4 separate regions of the Homo sapiens genome follow, and regions 1, 2 and 3 are each linked to region 4. A link is a loop called in an ENCODE intact Hi-C map of the cell type or tissue named here. Cell type or tissue: B cell. All regions are shown on one strand. Region 1 overlaps ZC3H12A (zinc finger CCCH-type containing 12A). Region 2 holds the start of MEAF6 (MYST/Esa1 associated factor 6). Region 3 overlaps LITATS1 (lncRNA induced by TGF-beta and antagonizes TGF-beta signaling 1). Region 4 overlaps AIRIM (AFG2 interacting ribosome maturation factor).

The links. A loop is a pair of places that touch in the nucleus more often than their neighbours do. Peaks named below come from ENCODE experiments on the same cell type or tissue, not always from the same donor. Only the 100,000 strongest peaks of a DNase experiment are listed, where the experiment ranks them.
Region 1: it touches region 4 in a loop (13-fold over the local background); 28 of 110 quality-filtered maps call a loop at or near these places.
Region 2: it touches region 4 in a loop (9-fold over the local background); 20 of 110 quality-filtered maps call a loop at or near these places.
Region 3: it touches region 4 in a loop (6-fold over the local background); 95 of 110 quality-filtered maps call a loop at or near these places.

The regions. Positions count from the first base shown.
Region 1 is chr1:37,482,809-37,490,808 of GRCh38, reverse strand. ZC3H12A (zinc finger CCCH-type containing 12A) reads right to left here. Exons shown (of 6, transcript NM_025079.3): 6 at 6,432-8,000. The coding sequence ends at 7,198. MEAF6 (MYST/Esa1 associated factor 6) reads left to right here. Exons shown (of 7, transcript NM_001270875.3): 7 at 1-816. Among named protein-coding and RNA genes, the nearest start is that of MIR6732, 6.6 kb to the right of the region's middle. RefSeq lists an enhancer at 6,342-6,471. In B cell, CTCF peaks have their summits at 3,053 (motif pointing left) and 3,255 (motif pointing right); DNase peaks (open chromatin) are centred at 3,268 and 4,749; H3K27ac peaks cover 2,067 bases.
Region 2 is chr1:37,511,038-37,519,037 of GRCh38, reverse strand. It overlaps MEAF6 (MYST/Esa1 associated factor 6), which reads left to right and starts at 4,272. Exons shown (of 7, transcript NM_001270875.3): 1 at 4,272-4,381; 2 at 5,500-5,615. The coding sequence starts at 4,292. RefSeq lists an enhancer at 77-576 and a silencer at 4,088-4,687. In B cell, CTCF peaks have their summits at 4,026 and 4,225 (motif pointing left); DNase peaks (open chromatin) are centred at 4,117 and 4,967; H3K4me3 peaks cover 2,407 bases; H3K27ac peaks cover 1,934 bases.
Region 3 is chr1:37,451,031-37,459,030 of GRCh38, reverse strand. LITATS1 (lncRNA induced by TGF-beta and antagonizes TGF-beta signaling 1) reads left to right here. Exons shown (of 3, transcript NR_038842.1): 2 at 2,572-2,664; 3 at 3,119-4,152. Among named protein-coding and RNA genes, the nearest start is that of LITATS1, 19 kb to the left of the region's middle. RefSeq lists enhancers at 3,192-3,713, 3,714-4,235, 3,084-4,283, 6,281-7,071, 6,474-7,673. In B cell, CTCF peaks have their summits at 3,789 and 4,013 (motif pointing left); a DNase peak (open chromatin) is centred at 4,000; H3K27me3 peaks cover 192 bases.
Region 4 is chr1:37,679,050-37,687,049 of GRCh38, reverse strand. It overlaps AIRIM (AFG2 interacting ribosome maturation factor), which reads left to right. Exons shown (of 5, transcript NM_001350770.2): 3 at 598-777; 4 at 3,613-3,731; 5 at 3,890-5,480. The coding sequence ends at 3,927. Among named protein-coding and RNA genes, the nearest start is that of AIRIM, 7.5 kb to the left of the region's middle. In B cell, CTCF peaks have their summits at 4,268 and 4,470 (motif pointing right); a DNase peak (open chromatin) is centred at 4,519; H3K27ac peaks cover 756 bases.

The DNA.
Region 1 (8,000 bases), 200 kb after region 4:
GTAATCCACCTGCCTCAGCCTCCCAAAGTGCTAGGATTACAGGCGTGAGCCACTGCACCCGGCCTAATGAGGCATTATTGCTTAAAAATTCACATCAAGCTGGGCATGGTGATATGCACCTTTAGTCCCAGCTGCTTGGGAGGCTTAGAGGCAGCAGGATCGCTTGAAGCCAGAAGTTCAAGGCTACAGTATGCTATGATCATTTCTGTGAATGGCCACTGCACTTCAGCCTGAGTAACGTAGCAAGACGCTGTCTCCAACAGAAAATTGACATCTGAAGCCTTGACTACAGGGGGACTATACTGGTTTATGTGAAGTGTGGGGAGAGAGCAGGATTGTGCTTCTTTGTACACATTTGCTTCTCCCAGGATAGTGTCATAGTGCCTAGGAAGGTGATGTGTGTGTCAGATACAATGATAGTGAAAAGAAGGGATTGGAATTTTCATACCTGTGTCAGTCTAAATGAGCATTACCTTGTCTGAATTGTCTAAGTGGTAAGCTTCGTGATTTGAAACAGTTTTCACTTTGAAAAACTGCTTCCGTGGATTAAAAGTTGTCACCACTAAAGTGGGCTGTGGTGGAGTCGATGCTGATCCTCACTTAGGGCAGTGGCCTCCAAGGGGAAGAGGGCACACAGGATGGCTGGGTGGGGGTGGGAAGAAAAGATTAGGCCTTTGATTTATATTCATTTTGAGGCTCAGCCTTATTTAGTTTCTCACTTTGGATGTATTTTATATATATACATCAAATATACATCAATATTAGTTCATTAGTACATGTAGGTCATTAATTTATAAATAAAAGGTTGAACCACAATAAACTGCTGATAATTGTTTTTGATCTGTAAAAGTGGCAGTTATCATAGTTTAACAGCATATACATGTTGGAGGTGTATATGCTTCAAGTTTTTACTGTTTGTGTACAGAAAATAAACTTTGGAGACCCCTAGCCCCCTCCTCAGCTCCCAACCCCCACCCTGATAACTTATTTCTGTATCCTGGGTGTGGGGATGGGAGGACTTTAAAATATTTAATTAATTTGAATACATGTGTCTTAGTCTGTTTGAGCTGCTATAACAAAAATATTAACTAAATGGCTTATAAACAACAAACATTTCTTATAGTTCTGGAGATTAGGAAGTCCAAGATCAAGCCACCAGCAACATCCAGTATCTGGTGAAGGTGTGCTTTCTGGTTCACAGATGGTGCCTTCTAGCTGTGTCCTCACATGGTGGAAGAACAAGCTCCCTTAGGCCTCTTTTTAAAAAATTTTTTGAGACGTGATCTCACTTTGTTGCCCAGGCTAGGGTGCAGTGGTGCAATCACAGGTCACTGCAGCCTCAACTTCCCAGGCTCAAGTGACCCTCTCACCTCAGCCTCCCAATTAGCTGGGACTACAGGTATGTGCCCTCACACCTGGCTAGTTTTTTTTTTAATGTTTTGTAGGCAGGGTCTTGGTATGTTGCCAAGTCTGGTTTTGAACTCGGCTGAAGTGACCCTCCTTGCCTTGGCCTCCCAAAGTGCTGGGATTCTGGATGTGAGCCATCATGCCAGGCCTCAGGGCTCTTTTATTTATTTTTATTTTTTTAGAGACAGGGTCTCACTTTGTTGCCCAGTCTGGTCTCAAACTCCTGGGCTCAAGCCATCCTTCTGCCTCAGCCTCCCAAAGTGCTGGGATTACAGGCGTGAGCCACCACACCTGACTCCTCAGGCCTCTTTTATAAGGACACTAATCCCATTTATGAGCATTCTGTCCTCATAATTTAAGCACCCCAAGGCCACTTCTCTTAATTCCATCACTTTGGGGGTTAGTATTTCAACCTATGAATTTTGGGGATACATAAACATTCAGACTGTAGCAACATGCAAATAGCATGTGCTCAAATGGCACTGAAGTATATTCAGGGTAAAGGAAGTGCTCCTGTCCCTCAGCTATCAGTTTCCTTTCCCAGAGGCAACCCCAGAGTTCCATTATGTCCTTCCTGAGGACCTTTGTACGTGTATGAGCAGTAGGCACACATGCATGTGTCTGTTCACAGAAATGGTAGCATACTGTGTATACTGTTCTCTCCTTGCTTTTTTCATCTAGCAGTCTAGCACAGAAAACATTCCATGTGTACAACTGCCTCGTTATTTTTATTGGCTACTTTATATTCTGTTGCGTGTGTATACCAAAGTTTACTTAATCAGTCCTCTGTTGATTGCATTAATATTGTTTCCCATCTTTTGCTGTTTCAGACACTGTCAGATTAAATAGCCCTAGATGCATAATTTTGCAAGTAAGAGTACTTGTAGGGTAAATTCTCAGCAGTGAGGCCAGGCATGCTGGCTCATGCCTGTAATCCCAGCACTTTGGGAGGCCAAGGCAGGAGGATGGTGGGAGGCCATGATGGGAGGATCGCTTGAGCCCAGGAGTTCAAGACTAGCCTGGGCAACAAAGTAAGACCCTGTTTCTACAAAAAATAAATTAGCCAGGTGTTGTGGTGTGGGAGGATCACTTAAGCCCTGGAAGTCGAGGCAGCAGTTAGCTGTGGTCATGCCACTGCACTCCAGTCTGGGTGACAGAGTGACTTTGTCTCTAAAAAAAGATTCCTTGAAAAAAACAACAAACATAAAAAAATAGCTGGGTGTGTTGGCTCATGACTATAAAATCCCAGCACCTTGGGAGGCTGTGGTGGTTGGATTTGCTTTGAACCCAGGAGTTCAAGACCAGCCTGAGTAACTTGGTGAAACCCCATCTCTACAAAAATACCAAAAAATTACCCAGGCATAGTGGCACATGCCTGTAGTGCCAGCTACTCGGGAGGCTGAGGTGGGGGAATCACCTGAGCCCGGGAAGTTGAGGCTGCAGTGAGCTGTGATTGTGCCACTGCACTCCAGCCCGGAAGACGGAGTAAGGCCCTGTCTCGAAAAAAAAAGAATGTTTATATTTTTTTCTCCTTTCCTTTTTATTCCTTCAGTTCCTGAGAGTTTTTCTTGGGATATTTGTTACCTGGAACAGTTGAAAGTTTCTAGAGCTTTAGACTTTGTAGAAGGCATGACAGTGACCTCTGGTGTTTCTTTCCAGGGCGGAGCTGCAAATGCCATTAAGAATTCCCTGTTTTTGGCTTAGCACTTTACTTCCCATGTTATTCTCCTTAAATTATTGTTTTCAGATCCTGCTGGAAGATCTTTGTGTCTAGGCCCTTCATTTCCAGGCCAGAGCTGGTGGGCAGGCCCCTGCTCCATGGGTAGCAGTACCAGGAAGCACCGGCAGGTGGCAGGCACGGCCCCACAAGCAGCCCACGAGCAGCCAGAATTAGAGCCTTTGCACCATTCCCAGTGACTTGACCTCCCAGCAATGTGCCCAACTTAGTGTGGGGTGGGGCGCCTGATCCTTTCCTCCCACCTCGTTTTGCTGACATCTCTTAAATGGATGAGCAGTTGAAGATCACGAGCAGCTGCCTTGAGAGGAGCTTAACAAGGCCACACCTCAGGATGACAGCCTAGGGCCTCTTCCCCTTCAGGAACTAGCTGGAAGGATTTACATGCCATGGCCTGGGATGGCTTGGGTTTCCTTAGTTGTAGGGCCCTACTTCCTGCCTCTTTCAGGCAAATCTCCCACACCCTTCCCATGAACTGGGAGGTCCCCAGAACAGGCCCTTGCCACCCTCTACTCCACCCACTCTGCTATGGTCCAAGAAAAAAAAAAAGCCAGAAGTTTGAGAAGCCCTGGGACAAAAGTGCTAGGGTCCTTGGGCTGCCTTCTTTTGGGGAAGCGTCCTCTAGGGACCAGCTGGGCCCAGGGCTGAGGCTGATTGCACCACTTCCTTCCCTGCAGCTCCTAGAGATATGTGCCCCCCAAGTCCCACTTTCTCTGCTGCTCACTCACTCTTGTCTTGGTAGAGGCCTGCCCAGCACCTCCCTCAGGGCTAGGGTCTTTCCCTTCTGTGTACAGAAGACAAATGCTGGCTTTTCCAGGAGGCATGGGGAAGGGAGGGCTGAGAGCTTTGCTGGGGGAAGATGAGGGAAGTGGCAGCTGCGGTGAGGAGTACTGGCCCCTTCCCAGACACCACCTGTCCCCCCCTGCAGGAGACTACAACGAGGGGGGTGTGAGCAGCACTGGCGGGGATGGGGGGATTGGAGAGCTGCTCCCCCGGACCTCTAAAGTTCTGCTCCTAGCTTAGGTCCCAGGTCTTTGGGGACTCCTGAGTTTCCCCCACTCTAGAGAAGTGGGATGGGGACTGGGCTGAGACATCCAGAGCAGGGATCTTTCATCCCATTGTGGGCTCGTTTGCTCTCTGCTAGGGAGGCTGGAGGTTTTCTGAGGACAGATTGGCCATAGTCACCCTGGCTTCACTCCAAGAGGGGTTAACCCATGTGTGCGAGACAGAACTCGCAATAAAACTCAGGGTTCGGCCCCTGCTGGTGAGAGCCCAAGGGCAAGGTTGGGGGGCCTGTGGGGGGGTGGGGGAGGGCAGGTGGGAGGCTGTCCTCTGTGAGCTCCCCAGGATCATTTCCCAATAGTGCCAGAATTTGCATACTTACTGGTTTCCTCATCAGCTTCTGGCTCCTGGAACCAGGAAAACAAGAGGAGGAAAGAGCAACTGGGGCAGCTCCCCAGAATTTGATCTTTTCCAGCATGCAGGAGTCACATTCCATCCCTGTCCCCCTCTCAGAGGGAAGCTGCCTCTGAAGAGGCAGGAAGCTGAGGCTCTGAGAGGGAAGTGGGTTGCCCAGGGCTGCATCGCTAGTGATGGGGGCTTGAATCCAGGACCCCTCCCTCTCCTCCTTTCACAGGAACTGAGTTATTCTCTCAAATCTAGAAAGAGGCAAGGACCATTGTGTCCCTTTTACAGGTGGGGAGACTGAGGCCCTGTGAGCAAATACCACCTACCTAAGCTGCTTGAATGGGCAGTGGAGCAGGAGGTGATGGGGAGAACTTTGGAGTTAAAGCCCAATTCGTGGGAAAGAAACACAGCTGGGGCACTGGGCCTGGTAGCCTCGGAGTCACTCTGCCTGGCAGACTGAGAAAGAGGCCTGAAGGGGCATCTAAGCCTGCCTGGAAAGCACAGGATGCAAGCTCAGGCCAGCGGGGCATGGAACTGACCAGTCCTCCCTAGATCCCAGCCCCTCAGGCACCTGCCACATGAGCTCTGCCACCCTTGCCGGGGCTTATCAGTGAACCAGCAGGGCCAGACTTGGCCTCCAGACACGGCACAGCCAGTCAGGACCTGCTGCCCACTGCCCATCCCTCCCCACACACAGCAGAAGCAGCAAATGGCTTAGAGTTCAGCTCTGGTCAAGAAGCAAGTAAGCAAGTATGAACTCCCAAGGCTGTGGCCAGCTGGCAGCTGGGATGGGAAGAGGGGTGAGAACATTCCCTATTTTTTCCAGGCAGCCTCAAGGCTCCACTGTGGTGTGCAGAGACAGCGGGGGCTTGGCAGGTGGGGTTGCTGGGCATCTGCTGCTGACCAGGTGGGTAGGGTGGTCCTTTCAGCTGCCATGCTGGAGGGATTCCTTTTTTTTTTTTTTGAGACAGGGTCTCACTTTGTCACCCAGGCTGGAGCACAATGGTGCAATCATGGCTCACTGCAGTCTCCACCTCCTGAGGTTCAGGTGATCCTCCTACCGTAGCCCAAGTAGCTGGGACTACAGGTACAGGTGTATGCCACCACACCCAGCCAATTTTGTATTTTTTGTAGAGATAGGCTTTCCCTATGTTGGCCAGGCTGGTCTCGAACTCCTGAGCTCAAGCAATCTGCCCACCTTGGCCTTCCAAGTGTTGGGATTACAGGCGTGAGCCAGCATGCCTGGCCTGGAAGGATTCCTATGTGGATGTTGAAACCTAGGAGAGTTGTGAGGTGTGGGGCTGAGGGTACCTTCACCTCCCCCATCCCTGCAGGGCCCTGAGTTGCTGCAAACTAGTGTCCAGGCCCACCCCTCCTGCCCCCCTGGTTTGGGGACCAGAACCAGGACTCAAGGCCCTGCCCCAGTCTGTCCTTCCTCTGCGGGACCTTGGGCAAGTCATTCAGCATTGCCAAGTGGCTGATAATGAACTGGACAGTCTGGTATTTTAGCTTCCTGTCCCACAAAAACAAACAGAAGCCCAAGTATATTGTAAGTAAGATTTCTTTTTGCAGATAAAACTGGACTCCAAATCCTTTTACACTTTTGCTGCCTAACTGCCCCCTCCAGCCCCCTGCCCGCTCGTGCGTCCATGGGCACCTCCTAACAAGGCCCAGACCAAGGCCTCGGGAAAGATGCCCCATCCCCAAGGAGCTATGCATTCCTGGTGAATGTTTGTTAGAAATCTTCCTTCCAGAGAAGGGTCAGGGAGCTGGTGTGGAGGGGCTTCCTCCTGGGGTGAAGGAGGTCGGGGTGCATACCTGCTGGCCTTTCCTCACCCAGAGGCCAGCCCAAAGCCCTGAGCATAACAAAGACAATCACCTCTTGAAAGGGCTCACAATGATTGTACTTTATTGATGTGTTACAGGAGGTAAGGACTTTCTGCTTAAAATATTTAAAATTTACATGTGCACACAAACAAACACAGGTTCCCCCACCCATGGGGAAGGGCGAGATGACTCTGAATAAAGGATGGAGGAGAAGAAGAGGGTGTAGACGGAGGGCCCTTGACCCCTACAGGGGCAGCAGGATAAGGAATAGAGTGGGGCAGAAGGTGGGTTATTAAGAAGCATCTTGCTTACTGACATGAAGCCACGTGCCCAGCGAGAGCACAGATGAGGCCTCATTGGCGTAGAGGAGGCCCTTGGAGGGCAGGCACACGGTGCCCAACTAGCCAGCCAAGGCCAACGTCCCAGGGGTAGGGCGGAAGTGGGGTGGCGTGCACAGGGCACCCAGCCCAGGCCTCTGCTGCCCCCACCTCCCTCCCCACCCTCTGAGAGAAAAGACGGTTTGGGCCTCAGCCACGGACCGACGCCGTTACCGGCAGCGTCTCCTTAAACTACAGAGATACAATGTGTATCAACAGGGTGATCGCTTCTGACCCACTGAGGCAGACAGCTAGAGGTGCTGCATGGGCCAGAACCAATCCTACAGTATCTTTGGTTTGTGGGTTTCCTTCCCGACTTGAATCCTCCCTCTGTCCAGCCTCTGGGGTGGGCCTCAGGGCTGGGAATGGGCTGCTCAATGGCCCAAAGCCCAGCCTGACGGCCCTTGGAGGCTGGGGGTGCTGCCCTTGCCAGCCACAGGCAGCTTACTCACTGGGGTGCTGGGACTTGTAGGAGAGGATCTCGGCAGCCAGCTGCTGGGGGTCCAGGAGCTGTGGGAAGCGCCCCATCACAGCCTCCACCAGGTGCGGGGGAAACACACCACACAGCTTAGTATACACGCTGGCCTGCTCCTTGGCCAGGCTGCCTGCCCTGCCCCACGGGCTCCTGCCAGCCCCTGGGCTCTGCACTGGGGGCTCCTGAAGGACTGATGTGGGTGGGGGCAGTGGGTATGGTTCAGACCAGTACTCTCGAGGTGGAAAGGCAGGGGGCGCGGGTGGGTAGTCGGCAGGGACACTGAAGTGGCCAGCACCCATGGCCCGGCCAAAGGCAGAGAAGGCTGCGGTGGCTGGGAGCTCAGATCCATAGGGACTGTAGCCCGTGTAAGGGGCTCGGGGTGGGCCCGGCTCACCAGGGCCTCCTCCTCGAACCCCCCAAAGTTCCGACATCTGGCTCTCCAGGGAGCCAATGCCCGAGTCCAGGCAATCCTGGGAGACGTACGGGAGTGAGTCCAGCGTCTGTGGGAGCCAGTCTGTGGGCCCAAAGCTGCTGCCACTGCCCCCGCTAGGTGCGAGGCTCCTGCCTGATGGGGCATAGGTCTGTGTTAGACCCTCTTGGCGGGACCCTGGGGATGCCTGGGCCCCCAGCTTCTTCCCATCCAGGCTGCACTGCTCACTCTCTGTTAGCAGAGAGCTGGACTGGGATGAAGGTGAAGGCCGCCGGCCATTTTTGTCCTTGCTTGGGGCTCTGGGGGGTGAGAGGAGAGCATTGGCACGGAGCTCATCTGCCA
Region 2 (8,000 bases), 170 kb after region 4:
CGCCTTCTGGCAGGCTGCTTTTATTCTCTTATCTGGCCCCACCCACATCCTGCTGATTGGTAGAGCCCAGTGGCCTGTTTTGTCAGGGCGCTGATTGGTGCGTTTACAATCCCTGAGCTAGATAGAAAGGTTCTCCACGTCCCCATCAGATTAGTTAGATACAGAGTTTGGACACACAGGTTCTCCAAGGCCCCACCAGAGCAGCTAGATACAGAGTGTCGATTGGTGCACTCACAAACCTTGAGCTCAACACAGGGTGCTGATTGGTGTATTTACAATCCCTGAGCTAGATATAAAGACTCTCCACGTCCCCACCAGACTCAGGAGCCCAGCTGGCTTCACCTAGTGGATCCCGCACCGGGGCTGCAGGTGGAGCTGCCTGCCAGTCCTGCGCCATGCGCTCGCATTCCTCAGCCCTTGGGTGGTCGATGGGACTGGGCACCGTGGAGTAGGGGGTGGTGCTCGTCAGGGAGGCTCGGGCCGCACAGGAGCCTATGGAGTGGGTGGGAAGCTCAGGCATGGCGGGCTGCAGGTCCCGAGCCCTGCCCCGTGGGAAGGCAGCTAAGGCCCGGCGAGAAATCGAGCGCGGCGCCGGTGGGCCAGCACTGCTGGGGGACTCAGTACACCCTCTGCAGCCACTGGCCCGGGTGCTAAGTCCCCCATTGCCCGGGGCCAGCAGGGCTGGCTGGCTGCGCCGAGTGCGGGGCCCACCAAGCCCACGCCCACCCGGAACTCCAGCTGGCCCGCAAGCGCCGCACGCAGCCCGGGTTCCCGCTCGTGCCTCTTCCTCCACACCTCCCTGCAAGCTGAGGGAGTGGGCTCCGGCCTTGGCCAGCCCAGAAAGGGGCTCCCACAGTGCAGTGGGGGGCTGAAGGGCTCCTCAAATGCCACCAAAGTGGGAGCCCAGGCGGGGGAGGTGCCGAGAGCAAGCGAGGGCTCTGAGGACTGCCAGCACGCTGTCACCTCTCAGAAGCGGCTTTGGAACTGGGTAACAGAGAGAGTTTGGAAGAGTTTGAAGGGCTCAGAAGACAGGAACACAAAGAAAAGTTGGGAACTTTGAATGGTGGGTACTGGTTGCAGTGAGCTGAGATTGTGCCATTGTACTCCGTGACAAGAGAGAAATTCTGTCTCAAAAAAAAAAAAAAAGAAAAATAAATATTGTAAAGAAATGAATAGGCAGTTTGGCAATTCTTTTTTAATATAGTTAAGCACAAAGCTGGATTTAGTGTGGAGCCAAATTTCACATCCATGCTTGTATTGCTTCACACTATGTTTACTGTTTTGCATGGATAGTGCTGGCACTGGAGTACTTATTGGTCATGTGCCTAGAGTGAATTTCTTGATTTTGCAGGATGTATGGTGATATTGGTGGACTTAAGGATATTGAATTGTGTATTAGGAATAAAATATTATGTGGAGTTTTGGGGGCTCTGGGTAACACTGTAGCCTCCAGGGTAGATTGAGTAGGAAAAATTTAGAGTTGGTTTCCTGTTTATTTGTTTTTGTTTCTAATTTTCATTCGTTTGCTGTTTATTCTCCTCTGGGCCTTGCTTGTGTATGCATATATATATCGCTTCTTGGCCTTTTGGCTAAGATCAAGTGTGTATTCATATATATAAAACCATGATTTTTTTTTTTTTTAGTTTCTATTGGAAGGCTTTTATGTGGTTCTGTGAATAGTTATTTTGTTTCCCATGCGTTTCTAGCAGGTCATCATTTGTTCCATTTATCTGGAATTCCCAGGCTACCTTTGTCGGGCCTCCGGGAATTGATGGAGCACACCAACTTTTTTTTTTTTAAGATGGAGTTTCACTCTTGTTGCCCAGGCTGGAGTGCAATGGCGCAATCTCGGCTCACTGCAACCTCCACTTCCCGGGTTCAAGCTATTTTCATGCCTCAGCCTCCTGAGTACAGGGATTACAGGTGCCTGTCACCACGCCCGGCTAATTTTTTATATTGTTAGTAGAGACGGGGTTTCACCATGTTAGTCAGGCTGGTCTCCAACTCCTGACCTCAGGTGATCCACCTGTCTTGGCCTCCCAAAATGCTGGGATTATAGGCGTGAGCCACCTCGCCCAGCCAGCTTTTTGTTTTGTTTTGTTTTGTTTTTGAGACAGAGTCTCACTCTCTCACCCAGGCTGGAGTGCAGTGGCGATCTCGGCTCACTGTATCCTCTGCCTCCCCGGTTCAAGCGATTCTCCTGCCTCAGCCTCCTGAGTAGACGGGATTATAGGCGCACACCACCACACCTGGCTAATTTTTTGTATTTTTAGTAGAGATGGGGTTTCACCATGTTGGTCAGGCTGGTCTTGAACTCCTGACCTCGTGATCCGCCCGCCTCGGCCTCCCAAAGTGGTGGGATTTAGCCACCGCACCCAGTGGCTTAAAAGTTTTTTTACTTGTTTGTTTTTTGGTTTACACTAGGAATATAGAGGTACTTCCTCACCTTGAAAAACAGCATCTACAAAACTCCCACAACTAATGTCATACTTAATGGTGAGAGACTGAATGCATTCGCCACCCCCCCTTTTTTTTTTTGAGACGGAGTCTCGCTCTTGCCCAGGCTGGAGTGCAGTGGCGGGATCTTGGCTCACTGCAAGCTCCGCCTCCCGGGTTCACGCCATTCTCCTGCCTCAGCCTTCCGAGTAGCTGCGACTACAGGCGCCCACCACCACGCCCGGCTAATTTTTTTTGTATTTTTTAATAAAGACGAGGTTTCACTGTGTTAGCCAGGATGGTCTTGATCTCCCGACCTTGTGATTCACCCGCCTCGGCCTCCCAAAGTGCTGGGATTACAGGCGTGAGCCACCGCGCCCGGCCTGCATTCCCCTTAAAACAGGGAACAAGGCAAGGATGTCTAATGTTATCACTTTTATTTAACAGACTACTGGAAATCTGCACAATAAGGAAGAAAAAGAAAAAGCACTCAGCTTAGAAAAAAAAAAACTCCCTATTTATTTGCAGATGAAATTATTATCTATGTAAAAATTCCAAGGAATCTATACAACCCCCCCTAAAATTAGTAAGGGAGTTCAGCAAGATGGCAGGTTACAAGATCCGCACACGAAACCAGTTATTCAGAATGCAGCACAGAGGGACAAAAAGATGGAAAATATAGACGGTAGGTTAAAAAGCTTCTTATGTTCGAGTTCCAGAAGGAGAGAGAAATGAGACAGGCATCTGAAGAAAAATGACTGCGATTTCCCAAAACTGGTGGAAGATACCAACCCACATATTATAGAAATCCAAAGACTTCCAAGCAAGAAACAAAACAAAAGGAAGAAAAAATATCCCACTTAGACTTATGATAGCGAAACTGCAGAACAGTGAAAGATGGAGAGCTGAGGACGGAGAAATCCACAGGGGCCAAGTGAAAACAACGTTTACACCTTGGACTTAACGATAAAAGCGAACTCGTACTTGCACAGTCATTGGCGCCTGCCAAACCCCTTACACATATTAGGTGATTTACTCCTCACAGCAAATGTATTAGGTAGATTCTATTACTGCTTGTATTTTACAGATGAGGGAGTTGAGATTTGGTTATTTGCCCAAAGGAGCACACTTTATCGATGTAGCGATAGGATTTTGAACAAGGTAGTTCTCGCTCCAGTTTTGTGCCCTTAACCACTACACATACTTGTTTCTCCAAAGGGCACTGGGAAAATGGGAAGCCACTGAAAGACTTTAAACCGGGGAGTGATAACATTTGTTTCTGGAAGATCCTGGCACCACTGTGGATAGTGGATTAAGTGGGGCTAAAGGTGGAAATAAGCCGCTGGAATAATGTAGCCCCAAACAGGGAGGGCCTGAATGAACTAGTGAGGTGGCAGAAGGCGCAGGCACAAGCAAATGGATTCGCGAGCTCTTCCGGAGTCGAGTCCATAGAGCTTGACCTGGGATCGCGTTTTACTCCAGGTGCAGAGTGAGGAAAACCGCGTTTCTGACGCAGGCAATTCGGTGGATAGTGAAAGTCATTCACTGAAGTGGACTGAAGCGGGGCGCACAGGAGACTCGGAGGCCTGAGGACGAGCTAGGCTTTGGACGCGGTGGATTTGTGGCGTCTGTAAAGCCGGCGGCCAGCCGAGGGGCAGGAAACGGCAGAAAGCAGAAGCCGCATCTCTAGAGCTCTCCGAGAAGGACCTTCGAGAGCCCCGGCCTTAGCGAAGCTCGGCACGGCGCTGCACGCGTCTCCGGAAGCCGCGCGCGCAGGCGCAGAGCGGGGGGGCGCCCCCTGGCGGCGCAGGGACCGCCCCCAACCTCGCGCCGCCGCCGCCCGCCTCAGCCCAACATGGCGATGCACAACAAGGCGGCGCCGCCGCAGATCCCGGACACCCGGCGGGAGCTGGCGGAGCTCGTGAAGCGGAAGCAGGAGCTGGCGGTGAGGGGCTAGGACAGGGGTTGCACGGCATGGGGCTCCGCGCCCGCCCCGCCTCCAGGCCCCAAGCCCGGCCGCGCTAGGCCGTTTGTTACTCCGGGGGCGCGGCGCGGCGGGCCGGGTGCTCGGCGGCCTGAGGCCGGGTGCGCATTCTGCGGCCCGCCGGCGGTTCAGCTTCCCGGCTGTGCGAATCCGGAGCCGGGAGAGAGCCGGGAGCGCGGGAGGGGGAGGGGAAGCGGCAGCCGCAGGAGGGGGCGTGGAGGGAGGACGGTGCCGGGGCCCGGGGAGAGGGCGCTAGGAAGGGCGAGCGTCAGTGAGCCGCGGGGGTGGGCGAGGCGGGCTAGTCCGTGATCTTTGCGGGGAGGGGGTGGGGAAGGAGGCTAGTGTGGGAGGGGGACCCAGTCACCCCGTCTGGACTTTGGAGGCTGGTGGGGAGCGTGTTCTTTTTGGTACTGGGAGTAGATCCGTTGAATGGAGGTTTTTGATAGACAGGGTTGTGATGTGTTTGGGAACATCTAGAAGGTGACAGGCGAGGGAGAAGAACACATTCCGGAGAATTCAGAATTGTGACAGGCACCCAAGGCCCAATGCACTCTGGTGGCTAAGCTCTTCCTGCCCCCGCGTCTCGGCTTGGGCACCCGGGAGGCCCCTCTCACCTGAAGCTGCCCTTCTAGGTTTCCATAGCAACTGGCAGCCCGGTGTCGGCGGCCTCTCTTGAGCCTGCGGGGAGGGGAGCGAGTTGACGCTGAAAGGCTGCTCACCTTTCCCTCTCCTGGTAGCGATACCTTTTGTGCGTGGGAGTGGACATCGCCCAAGTTCTGCGTTAGCCTGGGCTCTTGACTCATGGTTTCCGTGAATCCTCTAAAGTATATGCAAAATTTCGCGTGTGTGTGTATTTTTCTGGAGACATGCTTTATACATTCAGGGGTCCATCACCCCCAAAGGTCTAGACTGTCTTAGTCCTAAACGGCTCCTCCTCCCCGTATCTTCCATCTCTCCACAGGGTGGTTTAGTGTGGGCAAGCTTGCGTTTACGAGTCTAATATCAGGATTTCATTTTGGCCAGACTTAAGTGTTTGCATTTAAAAGGTATCATTCATGTCCTTGTTTTTCATCTCTCAGGAAACATTGGCAAATTTGGAGCGACAGATCTATGCTTTTGAGGGAAGCTACCTGGAAGACACTCAGATGTATGGCAATATTATTCGTGGCTGGGATCGGTATCTGACCAACCAAAAGTGAGTGTCGAAAGCCTGTAGTGTTCCTATTGTGCCCTAGTAACGTTTGTTTTTAGGACTGTATGCTCTTAGTGGCAACTTTGCTGGAGGCAGTAGTAAAGTAGTGGTGTGATCTGGACTTGAACTCTTGGACTCTGGCTCAGGCACTGCCTCACCGAATAATCTTAGACAAGGCTCACATCTGTAAAATAGCGAAAGTTGGGCCTATGGCACAGGGTTGTGTGAGGCTTAAATACAGTATCTTTATACAATAGCATTCTATTAAATTTTTTACACATTTTAATCAGTCATGAGTTCTACCCTCACAGTATTTTTCTTTTCTTTTTTTCTTTTTCCTCCTGAGTAGCTGGGATTACAGGTGCGTGCCACCATGCCTGGCTAATTTTTTTATTTTTAGTAGAGACGAGGTTTCTCCATGTTGGCCTGGCTGGTCTCGAACTCCTGACCTCAGGTGATCTGCTGCCTTGGCCTCCCAAAGTGTTGGGATTACAGGTGTGAGCCACCACGCCTGGCCACTTTTCTTTTTTCTAAGAGACAGGGTCTCACGCTGTTGTCCAGGCTGGAGTGCAGTAGCACGAACTTAGCTCACTGCAGCCTCAGACTCCTGGGCTGAAGTGATCCTCCCACCTCAGCCTCCCAATTAGCTGGGACTACAGGCACACCATACTGTACCTGACTAATTAAAAACTTTTTTTTGTAGAAGTGGGATCTCACTTTGTTGCTCAGGCAGGCCTGGAACTCCTGGTTTCAAGCAGTCCTCCTGCCTCAGCTTCTCAAAGTGTTGGAATTAAAGGGGTGAGCCACCACGCCCAACTGACCCTCACAATTTTTGCCATACCTGTGTGCCAGCTGTACCACTGCTTACTTAGTAATATTATTTTTAAAAAATTTCTAAACTTTTAGAAAATCTTCAAATTATAGGAAAATGGGAAGAATAGTATATGAACACTTGATACCCTCCTACCTATATTCACAAATTGTTAATGTGTTGTGACATTTGCTTTCTCTTACTTTCTATAATATATATTAATATAAGCACACATCTATATTTACATTTCACATTTTTAAATTGTGAAATAATTATAGATTCATAGGGAGTTGGCAGAATGGTCTCTTGTACCCTTCATCTGGTTTTCCCCAATGGTTGTGTTTTATGTAGCTATAATACAGTATCAAAGCCAGAAAATTGACATTGGTACAATGTATATATATAGTTCTGTGTCACTTTATCTTGTGTGTAGATTCATGTAACCACAATGAAGTTACTGAACTATTCCATTACCACAAAGATCTTCCTCATGCCACTCCTTTGTAGTTATATCTCCCAGTCCCCCTACCTTTTTTTCCCACTTAACGGTTTGAAAGTTAGATGCAGGTAAATGACACTTTGCACCTAAATGTGTCAGTAATTACCTCCTGAGTATAGGGCCATTTCTTCTACCTAACCAGTTATTATACCTAGAAAATCAATACTGCATTAATAGTATCTAATACATAGTCTTTATTAAAATTTCCTCAATTGTCCCCAAAAATTCTTTGCTAATTTGTTTTGATCCAGGATTCAGTAAGCATTCATGCATGCATTTGGCTATTATGTCTTAAGATTGAGGAGAGTCACCCTTTTGGTGGTGGTTGTGGTGGTATTCATGACATTGCCTTGTAGAATGTTGCAGTTTCCTGAGATTTTCTGAGGGCAAAACTCATGACTGATTAAAAGGGTCCTGAAAGATCCTTTAAACATTTTTGCAAAAATCTTACATAGGCAATTGGTGTATCCTTTGTTATCTATCTCTAGTTTATCAGGAGGCACATAATGTCACATTGTCCTATTATTTGTTGCTGCTAAGTTTGATCATATGATTTATCTGCTATAAAAGTTCATTTTTTCCCATTGTGATTAACAAGTAATTTTGGATGTTATGCTTTGAGACATTATGAATATACTGCTCCCTCTAAATTTGTATTCAGTTGTTTAGTATACACCGTTGATTCTTATCTGAATCCGTTAGTACACTGGAAGTTGTAAAATAGTGATTCTCTAATTGTATTATTCCCTTTATATTTATTACTGGCATTCTGAAAAAGAGTCTTCCTTTTTTGACTTCTGTTTCTTTCATTCTCCCACATTTGTCCCAGCTGTGGTCAGAGGGAGCCTCCTCAAGCTGGCTTGTTTGTCGTTTCAACATGACCCTATTACTTTTGGAGTACTCCATTGCTTTCTGGCCTAAGAGATGTCCCATACTTACCTTTTGCATTTTTTGTCCCAGACCTGGTATCAGCCATTCCTCTAAGGAACCCTGGTTCTTTCTTTAAATTTGAGAATTAAGTTTATTTAAGAGACACTTCATATCACTAATCTGTTCTCCACTTTTTAAATAATAAGCA
Region 3 (8,000 bases), 230 kb after region 4:
AAACGTTGGGCTTCATCTAAGGCAAGCTTGTCCAACAAGCTTGGCCCAGGACAGCTTTGAATGCAGCCCAACACAAATTTGTAAATTTTCTTAAAACATTATGAGACTTGTGTGTGTGTGTGCATGTGTGCGTGTGTTTAGCTCATCAGCTATCATTAGTGTTAATGTATTTTATGTGTGGCCCAAGACAATCCAGTTCTCCCAGTGTGGCCCAGGGAAGCCAAAAGATTGGACACCCCTGATCTAAGGGGTTGAGTCCTAACCACGCTACCTCCCAGTGCTGCCACCTTGAGTAACTTGCTTCACCTGTGTCACATTTCCCTTCAGTTTTAAAATGGGGGTAATAACGGGAAGCTTTTGTAAGGCCTCAAGCTTCTGTAGTTTGGAGGGCTCTCTTACAAATTCCAAAAGGGAAACACTTCCCCTGCAGGGTCTGGGAAGGGCCCCTGCAAGTGAGAGGACCTGAAGGTTTAAATGTCCTCAGCATCACTGAAAACCCACCTTTGATCATGGTATCTACTTAATAGGGCCCTGGGGAGTACGGAATGTGTCTTAAGTATCTGGCATCTAGTATGAGTGTGGTGAGTCCATTCCCAGACTACAAACTCAGGTGTGCAGGGAACATCACTCCCCCCAACCACATGCTTCTGTTTTTTTTTTTTTTTTTTTTTTGAGACAGAGTCTTTCTCTGTCACCCAGGCTGGAGCGTAGTGGCGCAGTCTCGGCTCACTGCAATCTCCACTTCCCAGGTTTATGTGATTCTCCTGCCACAGCCTCCCAAGTAGCTGGGATTACAGGCACCTGCCACCATACCCAGCTGATTTTTGTATTTTTAGTAGAGACGGGGTTTCACCGTGTTGGCCAGGCTGGTCTCAAACTCCTGACCTCAGGTGATCCGCCCGCCTCGGCCTCCCAAAGTGCTGGGATTACAAGCATGAGCCACTGTGCCCGACCCCATGCTTCCTTTTAATTAGGAACATCACTTCCTTTACATGCCACAACCTACCTGAAGTTTTGACGCCAAGCCCCCACTTTCACTGAGCTGGCAAACACGCTCCTTTGAGTCACTCTTGAAGTTTTAAGTGCACCTTGCTCTGAAGCAGAGTCAAGACCTGGGAGTGAGGGGAAAGATTTGTTGTCCCTTGGTTGTCTGTTCATCCCGATCATGGCTGAGGCATCTAATGTCCCTTTCTGAAGGTGGCCTCATATCTTCAGCCCTCCACTGCTTCTGAGCCGTGCATGGGACTTGGGGATCTACGAGGGGCCCAAGGAGTGCCATGTAGCACTCCTGCTTGTGAGGACAGCTCTGTTGGTGGGTCTGCCGGCTCTATTCTAGGTCACATCAGAGATCTTCCCGAGAATAACCCATGCTGGCTAAAGCATCGGATTGGGTGCAGTCAGAATTGAGGTCAAATCCTGCAAAACCTGTTTTCCTCATCTGCAGAATGGAGAAGATGCTAACAATACCTCCCTCATCGAATTGGTGTGAAGAATTCAATGTCTTGGTGTTTGTAAAGGGCTTAGGATAGTGTCTGACATGTAGTCCATGGGATGTCTTGATGCAGGTCATCATCTCACCCTTGTTCATTATTGGATGGAGAAACCAGGGTCCCAGAGACACTGGCCGGCTGGGGCAAGATCACCACTCATTCCTATCAACAGCTGGGTTAAAGGTGCAGAAGACATGCTTATTCGATTTGCAGGTGACCCAAAACTAGATGCAGTGGCTGGTATTTTAAATGACCAAACAAGAGCCCAAAATCCCCTAAAGCGGATGAGATGATGGACTAACCCCTCTACGGATGGATGTAAAATTAAAATTTTTTGCATGAAAGAGATTTTGGCTGAAGGTTCATTGCACATTGAGATGGTTGCCCCAAATGATTGTGGTCTCAGGCTGAGTCTGTAGAGGTACAGGTTGACGATGAGGGAGGTGATAGCTGGAGGGTTGTGCTCAACTCTGGTTGTCGTACATTTGAGGAGACAGGGAGAGACCAGAGTCCAGTTTGTGGAGGGTAAAGGTTAGTGAGGAACTGGGGATACTGATCTTGCAGAAGAGAAGACTCAAAAGGGCAGAGGCAGGAACAGTGGTATAACCCTGCCTGGCTCCAAGGGCAGAACTGGCACCCATGGAGATAACAGGGGCCTGAGAACCAGCTCTGTGGCTATCAGAACTTTCCCACAGTGAATCAGAGTGCCTTCAGAGGTGGTGAGCTCCCCATCACCAATGGTATGCAAGCAGAGTGAGGAAAGGATTCCTGTTTCCAGCTCTCAGATGGTTTTATCAACAGCAAAAAAACTAGACCCTACTGATAAAAATTTCTGTTGGCTATATATACACATATAGTTAACAAATATGTAATCCATATTTCCCCTATTTTAAGGTTTATTTTATTTTATTTTTGAGACAGGGTCTCACTCTGTCACGCAGGCTAAAGTGTAGTGCAGGATCTTGGCTCACAGCAGCCTCTACCTCCCGGTTTAAGCCATTCTCCCACCTCAGCCTCCTGAGTAGCTGGGACTACAGGCTCCTGCCACTACACACCTGGCTAATTTTTGTATTTTTTGTAGAGACGAAGTTTCGCCATGTTGCCCAGGCTGATCTCAAGCTCTTGGGCTCAAGCAATCCACCTGCCTTGGCCTCCCGAAGTGCTGGGATTACAGGTATGAGTCACCACGCCCAGCATACTTTAAGAAAATGAATATTATAGAAATTGGGACTAATTTACAATCAATGCGTAGGTTTACTGTATCCTTCCTTCCTGAAAAGTTGTTATTTGAATCAAAATGAAGTATATGATTGAGCAGGTTTTTCTGACACTCTGTTTTTCATCTTTCAATCTGTTTTTCACTTTTGTCATTAGAATGTATGTCTTGAATTTAAAAACAAAGTATCTAAATAAATAACAAATATTTTAAAAATCCAGCCTTCTTAGTGAAGCCACACTCAATCTATTGAATACATCTTCTGCTGACATTCCACCTTGTCGCCGCCATCTTGGCCTCTGAAATAGAATGGAGACCGGCTATTAAACCAGTTTTTAGCAAATTCGGAGCAGCAGGTTCTTGGCTGGGGGAAAAAAATTCCACTTATCAAGAGATGTTTATTCCTTCAAAGGGTGAGAACCTACTTCTTCATAAAGAGAATTTGGAGGGAGCTTTTTGTTCTGCGGGGACAACATCTGGATTTGAATACATCCATGCTCAAAAGGAGATTTCTCATAATGGACCCAACTGAAAGCACTCAGAGTACAAGGACCGGTGAGCTTTCAAAAGGAGACACTTCGGGAGACTCGCCAGGGGCCCTCGTATCCCCGGCAGCGCGAGTTTTGGAGGTCAGTGGAGGGCTCTCGCATCATGCATGTAACTTTCATACTCAAAAACTTACCTTCATCCTGCATCCCTCACCCCCCTGCAGAAACTTGGGGCTTGAATTCATTTAAAAACATTTGCGGTTTCAGAAGCCTTCTTTTTATTATGAAGCTGCCAAGGAGATCTTAGAATGAAAGGCATTTTTAGAGATGAGAAAGAAGGAAGCCAGGCCAAGGCTGGGCCGGCTCTCAGCCGTGGGTCTGTAAAGGTGACACGTGGGACATGGCCACCTGCAGACCCTGCAGGCGGCTGGGCAGAGGCACCCACAGGGACCTGGGTTTGAATCCCTGCTCTGCCAGTCATTTCCACAGCGATCTTGGGGGAAGTTGTGTAACCTCTGGGCCCTGCGACGCCCTTTCCTGGAGCCTGGAGCTGGAACGAAGCCCCTTGGAGCCCTGACATCAGAGGTGACGTTAGTCTTCGCAGGCAATGACTCGGCGGAATGTGATGCCACTCCCTAACCCGTGTCCGGACTGGCAGAGTGTGTGCCGCCTCCCACCAGGTGGTCTGGCTGCTTTGATGGATCTCCTAACTTCTCTGCACCCCAGAGCCCTCAGTGCTGGCCAGACCTTCACTCACTCCTGGGTGACAACCCCGTTCTCAGATAGTGGGTCCCACAGGCTGGCCTGTGGCGCCCCCTGCTGGTGACTGCAGGGAGAAGGATGCCCTAAGCCAAAGGAAGTCCTTCCTGGGGTCTAATCTCTACCTTTTGCATGATGAGGCAGCTGAGGTGGCTCGCTTTCTCCTCCACCCCAGAAAATAAAGTCATATGGAGTCCAAGCAGTTATTTTTCTCTGCTAGGCCAGTCCATCATAAGCCCCAAATGGAGGGGCCCCTGGAATGAGCCCTATGCAGGCCTTCTATGGACAAGGGCCCTTCAGGGAGTAGGGCTGTGGTGAGGATGGGGTGCATGTGTGTGGGCTCTCACCTGGGTGTGGGAAGATCAGAGGGACCCCACAGGTCAGTGTTTGCAGATGAAAAAATGAAGGTAGGAGCTGGGCACGGTGGCTCACGTCTGTAATCCCAGCACTTTGGGAGGCCAAGGCAGGTGGATCACGAGGTCAGGAGATCGAGACCATCCTGGCTAACATGGTGAAACCCCGTCTCTACTAAAAATACAAAAAGTTAGCCAGGTATGGTGGCGGGCTCCTGTAGTCCCAGCTACTAGGGAGGCTGAGGCAGGAGAATGGCGTGAATCTGGGAGGCGGAGCTTGCAGTGAGCCGAGATCGCGCCACCGCACTTCAGCCTGGGCTACTGAGCAAGACTCCATCTCAAAAAAAAAAAAAAAAAAAAAAAGAAGGTAGGAAGCTTCAGCCTGAAGGTAAAGTTTTGGGGCAGCTCCAACCCACTGCCCTCCTGGGACCGGTTTTATCAGCGTTTCCCTGTAATTGGTGAAAGGCCTTCAGTTAGCCATTTCTCTGAAGATTAGAGAAAGCAAGAGAGATGTGAGTTAAACACAAGGCGGGACTTCTCAATGATGGGGGATGTCAGACCTCAGAAAGGGGAGCAAAGGAACCTTCCCACTGAGGGCAGCCTCCAGTGAGGTGGGGTCCAGGCCAGGCGGGTGAGATGGCCCTCAACACTGTCCATCTGGAGGGGCCTGGGACTAGGTTGTAGTCTATGGGGGTCTCAGGATGGAAAGGCCTCTTGAGAGGCTCCTGGTGGCTGGGACTTTTGTGGATGGGATGGTGAGGACGGGCAGGGGGAGAGACTGAGGCCCAGAGGCATTGCCACCCCCATCCTCCCCCGCCTGGTAAACTCATCTTCCTGACTCATTGGCTTGCCTCCTCTGCGGACACTGCCTGGTCCCTGTGCAAGGTCACGTTGCTTGCCCTCCACGAGCTCCCGTCCTGCTGCTGAGCTCATGTTCTGTGATGGCAGCCTCTGTGTCCATCCTCCCTGCTGGACTGTGGGCTCCACACCGGCTGAGACCTGACTGTCTTGCTCCAGCCTGGCTCTAACTCCAGCACCTGGCACATCTAATCTTGCCTGGCATGTCCTGGTGCTCAGTGGCTTCAACTGAGAAGAGGCCCAGGGTCTTCCTTGGTCCAGCTAAGCCTGGCTTTAGAAAGGATTGGGGCAGACGTAGGGGAGGCAGAGCCCCAAGTCTTGATGGATGGGTGACCTGGGCACTCTGACTTTCTGCACAGGGCTACCCCTTTCCCCCATTGAGACACCCTCCTAACTCAGCTGTAGGCTCTGACACCCCACTTCTGGCTGGCTCTGGCTTCCCACACTGGAACCATCCCCTGCATGGCTGCCTTGCTTTGTCTGCCTGGGCTCTGACACCCATATCAGGCTGACCCCATAGGGGTGACAGCCCCTCACTGATTTGTACTCTGACACCCCTGGGCCAGCCTGCCTTCCCCAGTGGTCCCCCTCCTCACTCTGCTAGGAATCCTGCTGTGTTCATCCATGGTTCCCCCATTCCCTTGCTCTGCTGCACATAATAGTTTTAGGACTGAATTGTTGAGGAAGGAAAGGAGAGAGGAGGAACAGAACTCTGTTTTTGAAAAATTATTTTAACTGTGGACATTTTTGTGCGAGAAAAATTTTGGACAGAATACTAAATGGAGCTGCTCTGGTTGAAGAAAGAGTGAAAGAGAGGGAGAAAGAGAAGAGAATGGGAAAGGACAGACAGCAGAGAGGAGAGGGAGAGGGGAGAGAGAGGACAGGGGAGGGAAGAGGAGAGGGGAGGGGAGGGGAGAGATGAGGGGAGGGGAGGGGAGAGGAGAGGAGGAAGCCCTTCAATGCCCCTGGAGTCCTGCCCACTTGGTCCCACTCCCTCAGAACTCTCATCTGTCATTAAGCTCTTGGGGTTCCTAGGTGTGCAGTTTGGGGACCACCGGACAAGAATTCTGCCTCAAATAAAATGAGTGCCACTTAGCCGCTAAGATGTCTTCTCTGAGCTTTTCTGAGAAGCAGCCCTGGAGGCAGCGGGCTCACCACCTACCCTGAGTAGCTTCTGAGCCTGGCAGCAGTCACCTGGAGCTTGAGGGTAGCAGCTGCCTCTGCCTGGAGGAGGCATCTCTGAGCAGGGCCAGGGGGCCCTGGACAGGCATTGGAGGTGTCCTTCCGGGCCTGGTGGAAGTGGGCTAGGGGCTGTGAGTGAGAAGACTTCTATAGGCCGAGGCACTGGGTAGACACCTCACCCCCAGCCATCTGTGGACCCTTTGTGACCCTTTATGCTCCATCTCTGTCTCCCCCACAATCACCGGAGAAACAGGATCTGGGAATTCTGCCTTGGTGGCCGAAGCAGAAGTCACTGCCCTCCTAATGCCACTCATCGGACCACACAACACTTTCACCGCCAGTCCTTGTGTGATTTGATCTTTGCAAATCAGAGATAGTACTGTTAATAATTTCCCTGCAGGAAAGAGGAAGTTAAGGATATGAGGAATTGCCGTCAGGATCAGAGGTAAGGCCCGGAATCCCAACAGACTCCCATTCCCAGCACCTTCCGGGCACCCGCCTTCGAGGCCTTTCCCCTCCCTGCCGCTTTATAATGCTAATTGAGGGAATGAGTTTCCTTGGCCTGAGAGTGGGCTAGGGCTGGGGCTGGGACCCAGGGCTTAGGCAATCCCAAGGGTCTGGAAAGGAAAACAGGTCAGGAGTAGAACCCTTTCCCAACACCATGGGCCAGCTCCCAGGCCCCATCTTGGGCGTGGGGGATTTGGAGTAGGATGACCATATAATTAGTCATCCAGATTAGGATACGTTTGGGAATGAAAGGGAGTGTCATTAAAAGTTACCCTAGGGCGGCCGGGCGCGGAGGCTCACGCCTGTAATCCCAGCACTTTGGGAGGCTGAGGCAGGTGGATCCAGAGGTCAGCAGTTCGAGACCAGCCTGGCCAACATAGTGAAACCCCATCTCTACTAAAAATACAAAAATTAGGCTGGTGGCTCACGCCTGTAATCCCTGCACTTTGGGAGGCCGAGGCGGGTGGATCACCTGAGGTCAGGAGTTTGAGACCAGCCTGGCCAACATGATGAAACCCCATCTCTACCAAAAAATTAGCCTGATGTGGTGGCGGGTGCCTGTAATCCCAGCTACTCGGGAGGCTGAGGCAGGAGAATCGCTTAAACCCAGGAGGCAGAGGTTGCAGTGAGCCAAGATGGTGCCACTGCACTCCAGCCTGGGTGACAAGAAAAAAAGCTGGCATCGTGGTGTGCACCTGTAGTCCCAGCTACTCAGGAGGCTGAGGCAGGAGAATCGCTTGAATCCGGGAGGCAGAGGTTGTGGTGAGCCAAGATCGTGCCACTGCACTCCAGCCTGGGCAACAGAGCGAGATTCCATCTCAAAAAAAAAAAAAAAAAAAGTTACCCTAGGGCAATAGCTGAGAACCCCCACGAGGTCATTCTGTGATGGAACCCCTGCCCTGCCCTCCCCCTCCGCAGCTTCAGACCCCCACACCCTCTCCTGCTGCTGTGTCTCCAACTGATGCTGAAAGTAAAAGCCGCCACTCACTGGCCGGTTACCTGCCCAGCACTCCACAGAGCTTGTTTTTTGTGACCTTCATGACAGCTGTGAGTCTCATTTTATTGATAGAGACACTGAGGCCCAGAAGAAACTGGCCCAAGAACACACAGGTGGTGAGTGGTAGAGCTGGGATTTGAACCCAGGGAG
Region 4 (8,000 bases):
GAGTCTCGCTCTGTCACCCAGGTTGAAGTGCAGTGACGCGAACTTGGCTCACTGCAACCTCTGCCTCTGGGTTCAAGTGATTCTCGTGCCTCCCGAGTAGCTGGGTCTACAGGTGTGCACCACCACACCTGGCTAATTTTTGTATATTTAGTAGAGACGGGGTTTTGGGACATTGGCTGGTCTCAAACTCCTGACCTCAGGTGATCCACCCCGCTCAGCCTCCCAAAGCTGGGATTACAGGCAACAGCCTCTGCACCCAGCCCCTTTCTTGATTCTTGAGCCACCCGTACCTCCAAGACACTGTCACTAATCTCCTTAGACCAGTGGTCTCAATTGGAGATGGTTTTTCTATGAGGGGACATTTGGCATCATCTAGAGGCATTATTGGTTGTTATGGCTTATGGAGGGTATAGGTATAGTTTACACCTGTCATTTAGTGGGTAGGGGCCAGGCATGCTCCTACACGTCCTACAATGTACAGGGCAGCCCTTCACAACAGAGAATCATGTAGTCCAAAATATCAGTAGTGCCAAAATTGAGAAACCTTCCTTTATACATGTCTCATGATATTGCCTAATGTCAGACTCTTTCTTGCAGAGCCATCCTCCTCAAGGTGCGAGACATGGTCAGCAGCCATGTGGAGCGAGTGTTTCAGATCTATGAGCAACACGCAGACACAGTTGGCATTGATGCTGTCCTGCAGCCTTCAGCAGTGAGCCCCTCTGTGGCTGACATGTTGGAATGGTTGCAGGATATTGAGAGACATTATCGAAAGTCGTATCCTTTGCACACATTTCAGGTCACAGCCAGAGCTGTTCTAAGTCTTTCAAATTTCAGTTTTCACAAGATTGGAAAACTAAGTAGTTTGAGTCAGTTCTCTTTGGTTCCTGAACTTGGATTCTTCCTGCATTCCTTTGTATAATCCTTCCTCTAATAATTTATCGAGTAGCTACTACCTGTCAGGCACTGTTCTTGGTGCAAAGAGACAGGCATTGAAAAAGGCAAGTAGAATGCTGAATGGCGATAAGTGTTATGGAGAAAAATAAAGCAGGGAAAGTGAGGAGTGAGGGTGGAGTTGTGATTTAAAATAGGGTGGTCAGAGCAGGCTTCATGAGAAAGTGATATTTGAGCAGAGATCTGAAGAGGGTAAGGGAAAGAGCTATGTGGCTATTTGGGGAGAGAAAGTTACTAGGCAGAGGAAACATCAAATGCAAAGGCCTTGTGGTAAGAACATTCCTGGTCTATTCAGGAAATAGTAAGGAGGCTAGACTGGAGCATGAGGAGGAGCCTAACAGCAGGTGAGGGTAGAAAGACAGGGGGCTCGACTTTCTAGGGCCTTGAAGGTCTTTGAAAGAATTTGGGGTCTGGGCGTGGTGGCTCACACCTGTAATCCCAGCCCTTTGGGAAGCTGAGGTGGGAGGACTGCTTGAGCCCGAGAGTTTGAGACCAGCCTGGGCAACATGGTGAAACGCCGTCTCTACAAAAAATACAAAAATTAGCCAGGCATGGTGGTATGTGCCTGAAGTCTGTAATCCCAGCTACTCGGGAGGGTGAAGCTGGAGGATTGCTTGAACTGGGGGAGGTCAAGGCTGCAGTGAGCTGAGATCGTGCCACTGCACTCCAGCCTGGGTGATAAAGTGAAACTCTGTCTCCAAAAAAAAAAAAAAGAATTTTGGGCCAGGCATGATGGTGTGCAGCTATAGTCCCAGCTACTCAGGAGGCTGAGGTGGGAGGGTTGCTTGAGCGTGGGAGGTCAAGGCTGCAGTGAGCCTTGATTGCCAGCCTGGGTGTGATCACCAGCCTAGGTGACAGAGCAAGACCCTGTCTCAAACCACCCCCCGCCCACCCCCCCCCCCCAAAAAAAAGCATTCGAGTGACAGAAAAACCTCTTAGAAACTTGATTAAGGAGTAACAGGATAAGACCTATGTTTTTAACAGTATCATTCTGGCTTCGTTCTAGGGTAAGATTTGGGGTAGTGGGGGCAAGGGTAAAAGCAGAAAGACCAGTTAGTTGAAGCTCTAACATTTTTCTCTCAAAAAAATTTTTTTTTTGCCTAGGAGATGGGGTCTTGCTGTGTTGACCAGGCTGGTCTTGAACTCCTGGCCTTGATGATCCTACCTCCTTGGCTTCCCAAAGTGCTAAGAGTACCGGTGTGAGCCACCATGCCTGGTCTTCTCTCAATTCTTGTCTGACACCTGATTTTAGCCTCTAGCTTAGGTTTCTGCCTTCATGTGAATAATTCCCAAACCCCAACTTTTCTTGTCTCTGGTCTTGACTTTTGGTTTCCTGCAGATGCCTCCAACTGGATTGTTCTTAGAACTGCAAACTCAAGTTTAAAATTGAACTCCTCAATCTAGCCCTCAAATTCAGCCCCCTTTTCCTTGAGTCGTAGAACCCACCCTGTTTTCTCTTTTATTTATTTATTTTTTGAGACAGAGTTTTGCTCTTGTTGCCCAGACTGGGGTGCAATGGCACGATCTTGGCTCACTGCAACCTCCACCTCCCGAGTTCAAGCAATTCTCCTGCCTCAGCCTCCCAAGTAGCTGAGATTACAGACACCTGCCACCACGCCTGGCTAATTTTTGTACTTTTAGTAGAGAGGCGGTTTCACCATGTTGGCTAGGCTGATCTGAAACTCCTGACCTCAGGCCTCCCAAAGTGCTGAGATTACAGGCTCGAGCCACCGCGCCCGGCTTATTTTCCCTTTTAAATGCATTGGTAGCAGTAGTAGTAACAGCAACAGGAGCATGGGCAGAAGGAGCAAGAGCTGCGGCTGACATTACTAAGCACTTGCTATGTGCTAGAATGTTTACACAGTCACTTGTCAAGTCCTTTCCTTCTGTTTCCCTGGTGCTTCTTTGATTTTCCCTCTCTGTCCCCATCCCCTCTGTTGCTTACATGGCTTCTTAGCTCTCACTTGGACTCTTAATTGCCTCTTGACAGTTTTCTCTGTCTAGTTTCTTTCCTTCTAAGCTGACTCCAATGAATGACCTCTATATCTGCAGGAAGTCTGGTTCTGATCCTGATAGTTAGGATCAGAATTGTTCTGTACTGTATAGGAATAGCTCCTGTTGCTAATGGGATAAAGTTCAGAGCCCTGCGTTGGTACTTGGTGTTCTTTCTGTTCTGGCTCAGCCCACCTTTCAGCCTTTCTGACTGCTCTCCATGTGGCGTCCATGCTGAGCAGACTGGAAGATTTGCTTTCCCTGAATTCATTCTATGCATCTCCACCTCTGTGCCTTTGTTCATGTTTCCTACCAGCTGGGGTGTCCCTGCTTCCTCTGAATTGGATGTATTTATCCTCTGAACCTCCGCTAGCTTTACCTCTCATGTCCCTTTTGTTCTTTCTTTTCAGGATCTGATTTTGTCCTCACCATGCTGAGATCCCAGATTTCAGGGATGGTTTCATTCCTCTTTCCCTGTAGCACAAAGCCATGTTAGTAAACAGTTGCTCAGGAAATATTTGTAGCATAGGTGAATCAGGCCCACCTGGTAAAATGTAAGGATATCTGCACTTTCACTTTTATGGCTCCCTCTGGTTCTCACCAGGGTGTTTTTTTTCACTTCAGCATACTGCATTTTCTTTTGAGCAGTCCTTAACTTCCAGAAAGGTACCTGAAGAGAAAGTATCTTCTTTCGTCTATCCAGTGGGGAGACTTGGCAAACATACAAGCTTTGCCCAAGGCCTGGGACCGAATTTCAAAAGACGAACACCAAGATCTTGTACAAGGTACTGGTTTGTGTTCTTCCTTTGTGTCTCCTCTCCTCCTTTCTCTCCCTGTGGCTCGCCTCTTTGGAAGCATTAGGAAGGTGCCCTTGCTGTGCCTCTGTGTGTTTTATGTTCTCGGGAGAGGTGATAATGCCATTTTTTCTGTCTTCCTATTTCAGATATCCTATTGAATGTTTCCTTCTTCCTGGAAGAGTAAGGAAGCTATGCGTATCTGGAGACCACGGGTACCACAGTTGAAGACTGACATTCTGAACCCTGATGTTTCTAAAGAAACGTCAGTATTTCAGTCTGACATATTTGAAACATCAGTGCCTTGAACCTTAGGACTGGGTCTTGGGGAGGATTAGCGCCTAGATGTCTGATTTTGGAGCTGCAGCATGCCAGGCCGTGGCTGAGAGTATGTGAGCCATGCCTTGCCCTTTTCTGAGGCTCAGGGAAGTGGATGGAGCTAGAGAGACAACAGGAAAGACGGTGCTGAAGAACATAGTGTCTTTCCTCTATTGTGGACCTAAAGAGGTGGGGAAGCAAGGACAAGAGGCAAAGAGCCACACTGCCCTTGGCATCATCCAAAGCATTGTCTGGTTGACACCAGGTCCTGGTTTTGTGTCTTTTGTCAATACCTGAATCCTTGACAAAAGAAAAAGTGGTTTTGATGATTTAAAGAAATAAGGGTGATTTTGACAGAAAATATATTTTAAAAATTTTGACCAATTGCAATAGTTATCCTCAAGCCAATTTCCAGAACCTGCCACCAGGGGGAGGTGGTGCAGCATGAATCATTCTGAATGCTTTGTCTTTGAAGTGTTCCCCTATTGCTGTTACCATCTCAGAGGAAGTAACTGGGCATGGTGAGACTCCTAAAATGACAGGAGTTTTTTTGGCCAAAGCTGGCATCTGACTTGCCACATTCCTCTGAGTCTGGAGTAGCCGCAGGGGTGGGAGAATGCCAGCCCAGAGTCAGTCCATCGGGGTTACATTTCCAAGGTCTGCTGCCTTCATCTATGTAATGGCCGTGTTACTTTCAGATCTTTCAGCTTCCCAGAGTGTTGTGGGAATCTTGGTCATTGAATGTAAAGGGACTTAGTAAAGGGTATAGATATTTTTCAAAAATGAAAATAACTTTTTTTCTTATAAGTGATAAGCTTTTATAAAGATCATAGGAAAACTAGAAAAAATGTAAAATGTAGAAAATTGTAAAACAAACTTCATTAGAGATATTTTGATAGATACCTTTTCAGTGTCTATTTACAAATTTTTTCTTTTAATATAGATAGGGTCTCACTATATTGCCCAGCTCACTCCTGAGCTCAAGGGATCCTCCCACCATAGCCTCCCAAAATATTGGAAATACAGGCATGAGCCACTGCTCCTGACCAATTCACAAATTTTTTTAAAGAACAAACGTGCTATCATCGATACATACTGTTAGGTTGTCTTTTTTTAAAAAACCTAATGTAATTTGTTCATCTTTTTATATCTGTAAATATAGCTCAACACAGTTATATTCTTTTTGTGAATGTATTATATCTACAATTTACCTTTTTTCTTAGATTTTACATGCATTTTCCCAAATCTTTGTGTTTGCCTATCTGTAAAGGTAATACATTCTGATTACAAAAAATGAAAATGTTACATAGAAATGTACCGTTATCCATCTACCAGATAACTATTATTAATAATGTGTATTTATTTTTCCAGGAATTAAAAAACATCTATCATATAAGTATTGCAAATAAAACTTAAAAAGCATTTAAGTGTCAAGTCTTATGTTGGGCTCTGGGGACAGAAATAAAAGAGAGCCCTAGAAAGGCTCACAGTTCCACCAGGGAAAGATTAATGTGCAAATAAGTCACTGATATCTTGTTAAAATTTGGATTCTGATTCTGTAGGTCTGGGATGGGGCCCAGATTCTGCATTTCAAACGAAGTCTCAGCTAATGGTCCAAGGACCAGACTTTGGATTGCAGAGACTTAAGTTGTAATACAATAATAAAAGTGTTATAGTTAAGGTAAAAACAGGTGCTGTGGGAGAATAGAGATGATAACTAATTGCCTGTGGAACTCCTTCTTGATGACAGTGACATTTGAGGTAGGCCTTGAAGGGAATTTTACCTGGGGCTAGGAGAGGGGTGCGGGGCATTCCATGCACAGGGGATAATCTAAACAAAGGCCATGTTTGAGGCAGGATGGAAGCCAACACTTGACGAAAGCTAGCTGTGTGCCAGGCATTGTGCTTGTTGCCTTTACCCTCCACAACTGGCAAATAATAGTTCAGTATCACAAATAACAAGTTCACAGATGGATAGAAGGATGGCAGGAAGTGGGTCAGTAAGGGTGGACTGGAACCAAATTGTGAAGAGGATTATGAGTCCCAGCTCAAGCGTTTGTATTTTGCTCTACAAGTGGGAGATGCTCGCTTATGTGTATGCATGTGTAATAAAGAGGTTTTTAAACCTCCCTCATAGAAGCAAGTAATGGCTAAGTAGAAACAAGCACGTTTATGGTGCTCAGTAATAACTATATAGTATTTAAGTATTGTTTTTATTTTGTTCCCTCTTAGCTTTGTGTCTGTTAAAATGCCATATTTTTCATTGTTCTTTTTAAATTTAAAATAAAATTTATTTTTTTGAGACAGAGTCTCACTCCCACCCAGGCTGGAGTGCAGAGGCACAATCTCAGCTCACTGCAACCTCTGCCTCCCAAGTTCAAGCGATTCTCCTGCCTCAGCCTCCAGAGTAGCTGGGATTACAGGTGCTTACCACCATGCCTGCCTAATTTTTGTATTTTTAATAGAGACAAGGTCTCGCCATGTTGGCCAAGCTGGTCTCCAAATCCTGACCTCAAGTGATCTGCCTGCCTCGGCCTCCCAAAGTGCTGGGATTACAGGCATGAGCCACCACACCAAGCCTGATTTATTTTTTAAGTGATATATCAATATTGTAAAATAGGTATGCAAGAGCATATTTAGGCTGGGCACAATGGCTCTTGCCTGTACGAGCACTTTGGGAGGCCAAGGTGGGAGGATGGCTTGAGGTCAGGAGTTTAGACTAGCCAGACAACCCTGTCTTTATGAAAAAAAGAGCCAGGTGTGGTGGTGTGTGCCTGTAGTCCTAGCTATCTGCGAGGCTGAGGTGGGAGTTTCCCAATTCCCTTCCCTGAAGGCAACCAATATTGAATGTTTCTAGTGTATCTTTCCAAAAATACTATGCCTGTGTGAGTGTGGTGGGTAGGTATCCTCAAAGACAGCCCCCAGTGCTCCCACCTCTGGTATTCTTGCCCTTGTGTACTCCCCTCTCCTTCCAGATGGGCTGGACTGACAGATATACTTCTTTTTTTTTTTTTTTTTGAGACAGAGTCTCGCTCTGTCACCAGGCTGGAGTGCAGTGGCGTGATCTTGGCTCACTGCAATCTCCACCTCCCGGCTTCAAGCGATTCTCCTGCCTCAGCCTCCCGAGTAGCTGGGACTACAGACATGTGCCACCACGCTCAGCTAATTTTTGTATTTTTTAGTTAGAGACAGGGTTTCACCATGTTGGCCAAGATGGTCTCGATCTCTTGACCTTGTGATCTGCCCCCCTTGGTCTCCCAAAGTGCTGGGATTACAGGCGTGAGCCACCGCGCCCGGCCACAGATATACTTCTGATGAATAAAATACTACCCAAGTGGTAGGATGTCACTTCTGAAATAGGTAAAAAAGACTGCAGCTTCCATCTTGGGTGCTCTCTCTCTCTCTCTCTCTGGGATCACCCACCCTGGGGAAAGGCAGCTGCGATGCTGTGAGGCAGCCATGTGGAGAGGCTCATGTGAGAGACCAATGCCTGCCAACAACCATGTGACTGAACTTGGAAACAGATCCTCCCTCCCACAGTTGAACCTTCTGATGGGTCCACAGCCCCTGCTGACAGCTTGACTACAGCCTCTTGAAGACCCGACCCAAAGGCAGCCAGCTAAGCAGTGCCCGGATTCCTGATCCATGTAAACTGGGATAATAAATGTTTTAAATCACTAAGTTTGGGGGCCATTTGTTCCACAGCGATAGATAATCACTACAACAAAAAAACCTCCCTTCATTTTTATATAAATGCTAACATACCATATACCCACTTTTGCACCTTGTTCTTTCTTACCGTATCTTGGAGTTCATTCTATATAAAGAGCTTCCTTACATTGTTTTAAACAGTTGCATAGATTTCTGTTGTGTGGGTAAACCATAATTTACTTAAAATAGCTCCTTAGGGTGGACATTTGTTTCCAAAGTCTTAATACCTAT